2 separate regions of the Mus musculus genome follow, and region 1 is linked to region 2. The links are chromatin contacts, found by Hi-C in ENCODE. All regions are on one chromosome and are shown on one strand. Each heading gives the region's core, a stretch centred on a gene start or an enhancer-like site at or near the end of the contact. The rest is flanking DNA. Distances are from core to core; before and after follow the strand shown. Region 1 overlaps Slit3 (slit guidance ligand 3). Region 2 holds the start of Slit3 (slit guidance ligand 3).

Region 1 (5,208 bases), core at 1,475-3,974, 110 kb before region 2:
TCACTCATTGGTGACAACTTTCTTTCCCATGGACTCCAGATAACACTTTTGGGCTTTTCACGGCATAAATTAAATATCAGAGAAAATGTTCCAAGTCTTAAATAATGGCGGGGATCAGAGCAGATGGCAGTTGCCATAGGAACAGAAAAGAGGGCAAGTCAGATCATTATGGGTTGAAGAATCCAAAAACCTATCTCTGTCATGGGGGCTCTTGGGAGCACAGCAGAGCTGTATCATGACATTCATGGGTCCTTGGCCCTTTGGCTTTTATGGGATGCTTTGTCCATGAGAAATTTTCTCAGGTCATATCTGAGCAAGTATAAAAATAAGTACACCATAAATCTATTGAAAGTATTCATTTCAACCTAAAAGTTTACTTTCTTCTGAGCTAAAAACAATTAAGACATATTTATGGGATGAGATTCTGTGGAAGTTTTAGTGGTGGGGTCTAGCTGATAGAAATATATCATTAGGAAAGGGCCTTTGAAGGTTCCAATATTCTTTGGCGTTCTGGTCTACCATGGTACAAGTAGCTTTCATCACACAATCTGTCTCCCACCAAGTGAGCTTCTCCTCCTTGCCTTTCCTGACAAGATAGACTGAAACTCTCTGAAGAGAAAGCCAAATTAAAAAACGAAAGCAAAAACAAAAACAAAAAACCTTACCTTCCTAACCTATGTCAGGTATTGTAGTCTCAGTGACTTAAAACTTGGTAACACAGAAAACAGCCCAAGTTTCTTCTGAACGTGGCTGAGACCAGAAAGGACCGGGGCATACCAAGCCCCTGTTCTGATGTTGATGAGGAATGCTTTCTTGAGGTAGGTAATCAACCTGGAGAGAGGCCTGTTCTTAGCTAGCTCCATGTTCTTCGGCATTGCATCTATTCATAGGTGAAACGCAGTTACCTGGAATAACTGTTACCCCCATGTTAGAGCTAAACAAACTGAGGAGGAAAGCAGGACCTGCACCCCACTTCTCTGAAACGAAGTCCAAGCCTGCTCCTTTCCCTACATGTACTCTAAGAAAACATGACTCTGGGAAGGGAGACTTAACTACTATCTCCTCCCATTCTATAGACAAAATCTTTGGTGGAACCAGGGACTCAAAGCAGGTCAGAAAGGGCCAAGCACGAGACAGAGAAGCATCACAATGTCGCCTAATGAACGCCCTTCACAGAGCATGCACCTTAGCCCTGACAAAGTCTGTGCCATGTGGGGTGGGACCAGGGATGCTGCTGAGGAAGCTTCTGATCATAGGGAAGACGGAACAGAAAGGCTGGGAAGTAGGACAGGAAACGCTCCAACCCGCTGCCTGCCTCTACGATGGTCTGACCCCAATACTTGAGATCTTATTTCTAATTGTTAAAAAGGATGGCGAAATCATACCACATGAAATTAGCTGTCCTCTCAGTTTCTAAGCACACAGTTCGGAGGTAGGAGGCACAGTCATGTGGACTGTATTCTCCTGGCTGTAGGACGAATCTCCAGGACACTTCCGTCTCACACAATTATACTATCCATTTAACAACTCCCTGATTTTCCCTTCTAACATCCCGGGTAGACACCATTCTACATTCAGTATCCATTAGTTGCTTTCTGCTTAAATAAAAAAATAAAATCACGTTTGACATCGTGTTTGCACACTCTTATCATGAAACTGGAGGACTCAAGGCAGAGGAACCTAGTTCCCTGCTTAGAGCAGCTCCTATGTGTTCAGTGATAAGTCTCTTCATAGCATATAGAGGTCACTGGTCCCACTGAAGGCATGGTGTTAGGACTGAGGCTCATCAGTGCTGGTTTTAGGCTTGGCTGGATTATTCTCTCACTGTAGAGCTAAGGACAAGTTACTAAGCCCTTTGACCCTCTGTTTTCCAAATGCAAATGACACTACTCCTCTGGTTCCAGGAAGAACTGGCCTAGAACATGTGGAATACTGAATGTCACATGAAGGCCCTCGTGATAATGATGCTAGGGATGGCTGCTCCCAACCTCTGCTCTGCATACCAAATGCTATGTTTCCTGCGGCCCTGGCAGTCTCTCCAAGTAGAGCTTAAGGCTGGGTTGTTATTGTCCTCTTGCCTCTTACATAATAAATTCAAAGCCAAGTATCCAGGCCAGACCGAGGCCACATCATCTCTCAGGGGTGCTGTAGCAGGATCTGGTCATAGTTAGCTAGCTTCAGGTCCTGAATCAGGGCACTCAAAACCTTCACAGAATAAAAGTACCCGGGCCCATTCCCAATCTACAATTCTTCTGCTTCTTTTCATCTACAGTTGCGACTTCTTCCACCCTCTCCAGACACTGATCTGCTCTGAGCACTCTGCCTTTCCTGAAAAGGACTCTCTTGGGGACCCTTTGGACAAGAACTGAGTCCCTCTTTGGTTCTGTCTGGAGCCACCCTTGTCATCATAATTGCACAAAGTCTGGGAAGAATTCAGTTCAGACACCCAACTCTCGGTCTAGGCAAAACCCCTAGAGTCTAGCCCACTGCCTCTTATAGTAGTGGACAGAGTATTTAGTGTGCTAAAAGCCCTAGACTAGCAGCTAAAAATAAAGCCAGCCTGGCTCTGAGGCTCCCGGAAGGAAAGGAATAGTTTTCATTTCTTTGCCGGTATTTATGGCTGGACAAAAATAAAAACACAACCAAATTTAGCCAATTGTGCTTTGCCGGCTGCTTCTCAACCCCTGAATGAGGATTCCTGGCGGCCAGGCTGGGCTCTGATCCCAGTAGCCCCAGGGCCTTTCCACCGTTGACTGGTTGGTTCGCGTGCCAATTCTCCATATCAGAAGCTTAATGTTGTATTTCTAGATCACTCTAAGACTTATTCTGTTTTCCTTGGTGAAACAATTGGACAATGGTCTTCTGCTTGGCTCCCTGTGGGAGCACTAGACTGGTTTGAAAGTCAAACTTCAAGCAAGGAGGCCAGTTATCCGAGTTATTGAGTATGGAATAGAGAGAAACAAGCTGTTCTCCTGAAAGTTGCAGATGGTGGTTGGCCTTGATGCTTTGATGCCACCTGCTTTGATGTGACTCTGGCACTGGAGGTGGCCATCTCTAGCCACTGTTCGAGTTAGAATGAACAGTGGGCTGAATGTAGAGCCGAATGGACCTGGGTGAGGCCAGCAGAGATAAGGTCAGCAGGAGGCAAGGCAGGTTAAGCTAGGAGAGGGCCCATGCATGTGCCTCCTTTTCTTCTATGAGCAGAAGCACCTCTGAGCTTTGCTCTGGATCAAGGTCAAAGCCTCCTGGTTGCTGAGTTGCCCTCATAGTTTTTCGACTTCAACTGTGGAGCTTTAAGAAACACAGCTTGTCTTTGTAAAGGGGTTGTTGAAGACCATCTTGCATTTAGCCATGCGTGCAACACATGTTCAGAAGCTTTGACCACTGTTGAACTGAACCATTTCAGTGATCCACAGACCGATCCGTGTATCTGTCCATTAAACTCTCCTTCCACCCTGCCATCTCTCCAGCTCTTTTAAAATAAAAGCCTGAACGAAAAGACGAATGAGATACAATCTCTTCTTTAAGACCATGTGTGGTTGAGGAAGACAGATGTGAAGTATAAAATGACACCATGATCTTGTAAGCAGAGGTGTGACAGGGACATGGAGGAGGGGCAGCTAGGTAGTCCTAGTTTAACAGTGTCCCAAAGAAAGAGAGTCTGAGTTCCAGTTGGAAGGATAAGTGGGTCTCTTCAGAAGCCACACCCTAGGCTTAGAGTCTATGCATTCCTGTAGATGGCAGAGTCTACGGGCTGTGTTGGGGGCAGTCTTGTACTGCTTTTGTGAGGAAGTTGGGAGCAGCCTTTATGTAAGATAAGCAACAGAAAGAGTATCATCAAGAAAGCGACCATCTGGTTAGAATTTGAAGAAGTCCTCTCCGGTGGCAGTAGAGTTGAGGACCACCTATAGAGCAGTCCTCTCTGACTTGGAAGGGGGCGACACAGAAATTAAGGAGGACAGTTAAGAGGGCTCTAGAGTTATGAGTGTAGGCTTCGTTAGTAATAATTAAGCACCAATGCAGAGACAGAAACCAGGTGTAACCAGTAGGTTTGTGAGTGAAGGCCTTTATGGGATGAGGGACTGGCAGCAATGAAGGGAGTAAAAGTGGCCCTCTGAGCTCAAGCTTGGGTAATGTATCAGTCAAAGACACTAGCCATCAGTGAGCAAGGAGAAGAGAAAAGGGAAGAGCGGGGTACAGAAGGGGAGTGTGCTACTGTTCAGAACTTCTGTAGCACTGAGATCTCCCAAGTTCATCCACTTAAGCCTACTACTAACACTAAAAACACAAGTCCACCTCCATTTGAAACACTTTGCACACACTCGATTCATAGACATGCCTAGAGGCCAACACTCTTACCATCCCTGAAAAAAAAAAGACACAGTGGTTAAAGAAGGATCAGGCACTTACCATAGCAAAACAGCCAACCTGATGATGTGGGACCCAAAGCCAGATGCCTGATACTAAACCTGTAGCTAATGGGGTAGTAAGACCCTTCAATATACTTCAATGCTTAATATATAAGTCTCATCTTCCCAGACTGGGAAACATGGCTGATGTAGTCTGTGTCCTATAGATAGACATCACAGCACCAGGCTCACAAGGGACCTTTATGAGCCTGTTATGGGCGTGTTCAGTTGATGCATAAACCAAAAGTCAAGAGTGGCCACTTGTGGGAGTCTGGAGAAGCAGATGCTTCCCTGGACAGGTATGGTGAGCACCATGAGGGAAGAAAAGGCTCCCAGAGCCCCAGCTCCCAGACTCAGCTGTGCAAGATATGAAAGGGACAGACTCATCAATTCACCTCACTGGGGAAAGGACTGTGTTGGGGACCTCTAGGACCACCCACACACCAGCGGGCTCTTTTCTTTACATACAGAGTTGTGGAATGTCCAGGTGTCTTGGGCTAGACCCTGGAGGGAGCAAGACAGTGTGTGTTGACCCACAAAGGTCACCAGGGCTGCTTGGGTTAGTCACATTTAGCCTGTGTTTATTCTCCGTCTGCTGATACTTCAGAAACTCCCCCCTGTCTGCAGAGAAAGCATCAATGCTACTTTGTTCTCCGAGACAGACGCTCTCAGTGGAAAGATGGGGAGCATGGTAGCTAGGAAGCCTTAAGTGGCAGCAAAGGACCATCACCCACCCCTCGCCCCCCAAATTCACATACATCACTGTGAGTGGTAAGTAAGATAAAACTTTGGGAAGATC
Region 2 (5,259 bases), core at 2,323-4,822:
CATTCTCATCCAGGCGGAGGCTGTGGTCGAGGAAGAATTACATCTGTGGGTTCTTTCTGTACTCAGAAGGACAAATGCAACATCTGTTTACCCTGCACTCCCTGGTAAATGTTTTGTCTCAAGAAACTCCATCCACTTCCTCTCCTTCCTGGGCCTCTGTCTTTGCTGCTCGGATAATAAATGACACTGAATTCTCCCCTCCGTTTATTTAGCTTGCTTGTGGGTGTCACCTCCTCCTCTAGGAGGGGAAAAACTGTCAGTAGTTTATAAAAGACAGGCATTCCTTCTCTGTGTGATGTGCTGACATTATGGGGAAGAACTTGGAACACAGACAATCCCCCAACTCTGATAGTGACTTAATGACGAGCAATTCAGACCCCACTCCTAGCTGGAAGCCAAGTCCAAATGGGAACTACATCCTTCCCGCTCAAGCTGCCCTTAAGGGCATATGACTAGGGGAGACGCGCGCGGCACGCGCGCGCGCACACACACACACACACACACACACACACACACACACACACACTCCTTCACAAGAGTACTTTCTGGAAGACAGTATCAGAAATGGAGGCTGGGGAAAGCACCGCGTCTTTGTTTTACAACAGTTTCACCAGTGGGGATCAGAAGCCAGACTGTTGGAAGGTCATGAGCTTCTAATGGTTCTGCTGATAAAAATCAGTGTCCCGTGACTAAAGGACCCCCCAGGGGACTTAAAGGGTTCATCAAAAAAGGTTCCCACTTCCGACCTTTGCCCACATCCTTTAAGCTGAAGTGCTGGTTTTCCTTTGTGTATGCAATGATTTTATGGACGAGGGATAGGAATGCTATAGAAGCTTCAAGCAATGTTTATTGAATGGAAGGGAGGGGGGATGACAAATTTGAAATCCTTAATGTGGTGTCGAAGAACAGTTCCACAACGCCCCATTAGAGTCTTTGAGGGCCCGATGGGTGGCGAAGGGCTGTTGGTGGGCTGCCCTTAAACCCGAGGTGGCCCTGACCCTGCTTGTCCTTAAAAGGCTCCAGTCTTAGAAAGACACTAAGAGCTCAGCCTTGGTAGCTCTGTCTCAAGCATGCCCTTACAGCAGTGACCAACGCTACACTAGGCAACCACAGACGTGGCAGAGCAGCACCTACTTTGCCCATGATGGGCAGTCACCATGGCTATAGCAAGAGGGACCCCTGGGAATGCCTGGATTCAGGTCTTTATCAATTGTCTACAGCTGCAGAGCGAAGGAGATGTCCCAAGTCCTCAGGGTCTCCAGGGGGAGTGGCTGGTGGCATACTGGCTGCAGGTGTTGAAAACTTCCGACTAGCCAGAAGAGAGGGGCCCGCTGTTCTGATCCTCCCAAGCTGACTCTGTGATTCTGACTACGGAAAATAATGACCCCAAGTAAAAAGAGCTGGTGTTAAAGCAAGATGAATGATGGCAGTATATACCAACAGCAGAGGCAACCTGGTGCTACAGGAAGACTCAAACCCAGCCAGGCCCTCTCATGACGGTCTGTTTATAGAGATCTTGGCCCAAACTGACTCTGGTTCTAAGGAGTCTACAGACTGGTGGGAGACCTGGGCTTAGAAGCCTGGCAGGCTGGGACTAACCGGTTACATGACCATGGATGCAGGACAGATGGGATGAGGCCGAGTAATGAGTATTGGCTATGTAAGAAATAGGACCGTGGGAGGTTCAAGGAAGAAGGGAAATGCAACATGTCTCAGGGAAGCACCCACTAAACATTTATCATCTCACTAACTCGTCTGCAGCATTCATGTGAGAAGGGGAACTTAGTTTATACATACCTAAAAATACCATTTAAATGAGATTTTTCACAAATAGGGTCTAATACAAAACCTGAATGAAGGTGTGGATGCCTGGATTCCAGCCCCTTTCTCTGGTGGCATATTTGCCCTGTTTTATTGGGCAGGTCGGTTTGCATTTCTGATCCTAATTTCCTGGTGTTAATGAAGACTCAGGGCCAGCCCTCCAGAATTTCTACAGTCTAAACAACAGAACAATCACTGCACTTTGAAAACAACAAACAAAAGAAAACACCCAGAATAAAGAAAGCATTTCTAGGAAGTCTCTGCCTAGACAGCCAAGAAGAAGAAAGGGGGAGGTGTGGGGAGGCGGTAGGGGTGATAACAGTGGTGGGCAGCTAGGACAACCCGGCTCTTTCCTGACCTGAAGTAGGCAGGACTGAAGAAGACCCGTATGCTAACCCTGAGACAGGCTGGGTAGAGAGCAACTGGGCAGTGCAATGGCTGGAATTGTGACTAGGGCAAGCCTTCACCCACTCAGAGGCTCCAGCTCCCTCCACCACCAGGGCTCCATACTCCCTCACCCCGCCCCCAACTGTGGACTAAAAGGAGCCCACCCCCGGAGGCCAAATTTTGAATTTGGTCGTGAGGATCAAAATGATAAATCTTTCCAAAACGCTGACATAAGAAAAGTAAATATTTGGTTGCACAATTGGGGTTAAAACGAGGGTCAATCCACCCCACTCTCCAAGAGCCTCTCCGCTAGCTGCCAACCCCAGGATCCGAGGCTGAGTGCGGTTTGTAAGATTATAGCGCTAGGTCTCATTTAAAGGGCTGTCAGCATTTCCATTCTCCGGCCCGTTTGGGGAGGCATTTATAACCCGGCCATAAAAAATTCACCCGGGCTGCAACTTGGCATCCCCAATGCTGCACTCCAGGCAGGGAGGGTGTTGAGAGCACCCACTCAGAATCCGTCCGGTTTTTCAGAAGTTAAGACCTCTTTCGTACACACTCAACTTTCCTAGCAAGGACAGCCACACAGCAGCTGGCCCATTCTGATCTCCAGGAGGGTCGCAGGTTTTTTTTTTGGGGGGGGGGCGAGGGGGTCCGGGAAGGAGGCTCTCAGGTCTCTGCGATCGAAACTCCCCATCTCCGTCTAGCTTGCTACCTCGCCTCTCCCTCTTTAAGAAGCAAGGGGTAATGGACCCCTCATACCCAACCCCAAACCTTGAGACCACCACGCTCTCTGACACCCCCCCACTCCTCCGCGCTAGCCTTCTGCTAGCTTTATTCTCCCGATCTGTCAGCGGATAAGCCCCCGGTGCCCTCAACCAGGGAGGCACTACGCGGTCCCATCGCGGGGGCAACTCGTACACTTCTCTCCACACCTGCCCAAAGCCACGCCACCCCCAACTTATTGAGCGTGTCTGACAGCAGGGGTAGGGGAGTAGGGATCGTCCCCCATGCACCGGAGAGGAAAGAAGGACCTGCGCCCTGAGGGCGACTCTGTAGGAGCCAGCCGGGTGGGTGGCCTGAGCGGGCGGGCGGGGTGGGTACTCACAGGCGCTCTGCGTTGCGGGGGATGCCCCGAGGAACGGCGCGCAGGCCCAGCCCGTGGCAGTCCACGCTAGCGGCGGAGCAGGTACACTTGGTGGGGCAGGCGGCAGCAGGGGGTCCGCTCAGGATGCTCGCAAGCGCCAAGCCCAGCGCCAGGCGGGCGCGCACAGCGGCGCCGGCCCCGGTCCGGCCGAGGGCCATGGTGCACAAGCGCCCGCACCCAGAGGAGGATGCCTGGCGAGGCGGGACACGAGGAGCCCGAGGAGGCGCGCGGGCGGCCTGGGGGGCGGGCGGCGGAGTTAGCGCGGAGGAGGGGCGGGCGCGGCGCTCAGGCGCACGGGGTGCGGGCGGAGCGGGGCGCGCCGGGCGGCGGCGGCAGCAGCTCCATCCGTGGGGCTGGCGCTGCCCCGCTGCGCATCACTCACGGTGCCCAGGTACCGAGCGCCCTCGGGTCCCTCTGGGTCGCCGGTAGAGGTGAGGGCTCTGTCTGGGTCCTGGACTGAGCGCCAGGGAGCACCGTGCCCCGGGAAGTCCGGCTCAGGGCTGGGCTGCGGAGCACAGAGGCGGCTGGGGCACGGAGTGGTCCGGAGAGCTAGCCGGCGCTCGCTTTCTCCATTCACTGAGCAGGGTAGACACCGGAGACGCGGGGCCCGGCCCCTCCCGCCCCCCTCCCAAAACACCAGCTCCGCCTCCCATTGGCTGCGCTGAGCGTCACGTCGACTAAGTTGGGAACTTTGCTGGAGCAACCAAGAGCCTGTAGGGAGGAGGCAGCAGGGGAGCTAGAGAGACCCAACTGGGAAGGAAAGGGACTTGGCCAGCCCGGGCCGCCAGGAAAGAAACATTGAAATTCATTTATTCTTGGGAGCCAAGAACTGATAAACCTCGTGGCTTCATTTTTTTTTTTTAATTCAGTCACCGAGCTGGATACAGAATACCCACATGGGAGCATCAGAAACTAGGCTTCATGTTTTAGGTGAAAGAGTCAAAGTTGGACTAAGTGAAATGATTATCCGAGACCATACAGCTACTAGGCATTCTGTACCCTGACACATTTATCCGTGGAAACTTTGCCCCTACCCTAATTAGTGTTCACAGCTAAGGCCAACAACTATTTCCTAGAGGACTTACAGATTAGAGAACACTACACAGACACACAGTCACAGTCAGTCAGTCAGTCAGTCAGTCAGTCTGTCTGTCTATCTCTCTGTCTCTCTCTCTCTCTGTAGTAAATGTAAGAACTTGGACCCCGGTATTGACACCATCACTTCATCTGCTTCCTGTCTAGGGGACTAAGGGGCAATCATGTCACCTGCGGACCTTTATTTCCTTATTTCAAGGTGCCACCGTTCTGACAGACTTCCCTTGCACATCAAAGAAAAGAACGTGATTTTATAAAATAGTGCAGTAGCATGCAAGGGACCTATTCCCCATCCCCCTCCTCCCCAGCCTTGCCTTCATTCTGCCAGTGCCTGCTCTAAATTGGCTGGTCTGAGCTTTTCCAGATGCCGGTGGGGAAGGGCCATGTTACAGGCTCCATACATACTTGTAGGAATGATGTTGTTTGTTTGTTTGAAGGGAAGGGGCAGGAACTGGAGGAAATATTGCCCAGACTTCCTTGAGATCCTCTTGTACTGGAAAGGTCTGAAATAGCCTTGGTTTTACACACACACACACACACACACACACACACACACACACACACACTACACCCCCCCACACCCCTATACTCTTAACTATAAAACACATGCACTTTCACACACAAAAAATATGCAGTCACATACAGAGAAGAACATGTATGTTCACATACCACTAACCACTATGCGCCTGAGAACTCTCTTTTCCCTCATATGAATGCTACTCAGATTCTTCTATTTTCCTTAAAGGAAACTTTTAGCTACTTGACTACACACTGTAAATATATAGCTGAGGTGCAAATTTTATTTTATT

The links. A loop is a pair of places that touch in the nucleus more often than their neighbours do.
Region 1: a loop to region 2 is called in a map of heart, with 9 times the contacts of the local background. The contact joins the enhancer-like site here to the promoter of Slit3 in region 2. A Hi-C loop is called at or near these places in 4 of 37 maps with a recorded cell type or tissue (gastrocnemius, heart and left cerebral cortex).

The regions. Positions count from the first base shown.
Region 1 is chr11:35,229,367-35,234,574 of GRCm38, reverse strand. All of the region lies in intron 3 of Slit3 (slit guidance ligand 3), which reads right to left. Among named protein-coding and RNA genes, the nearest start is that of Gm33453, 5.8 kb to the right of the region's middle. Within about 2 kb of position 2,724, at least 2 of the 3 ENCODE cell types and tissues checked have a DNase peak (open chromatin) inside an H3K27ac peak, as active enhancers do; they include gastrocnemius and heart, where a contact is called at or near this core.
Region 2 is chr11:35,119,769-35,125,027 of GRCm38, reverse strand. It overlaps Slit3 (slit guidance ligand 3), which reads right to left and starts at 3,572. Exons shown (of 36, transcript NM_011412.3): 1 at 3,317-3,572. The coding sequence starts at 3,513.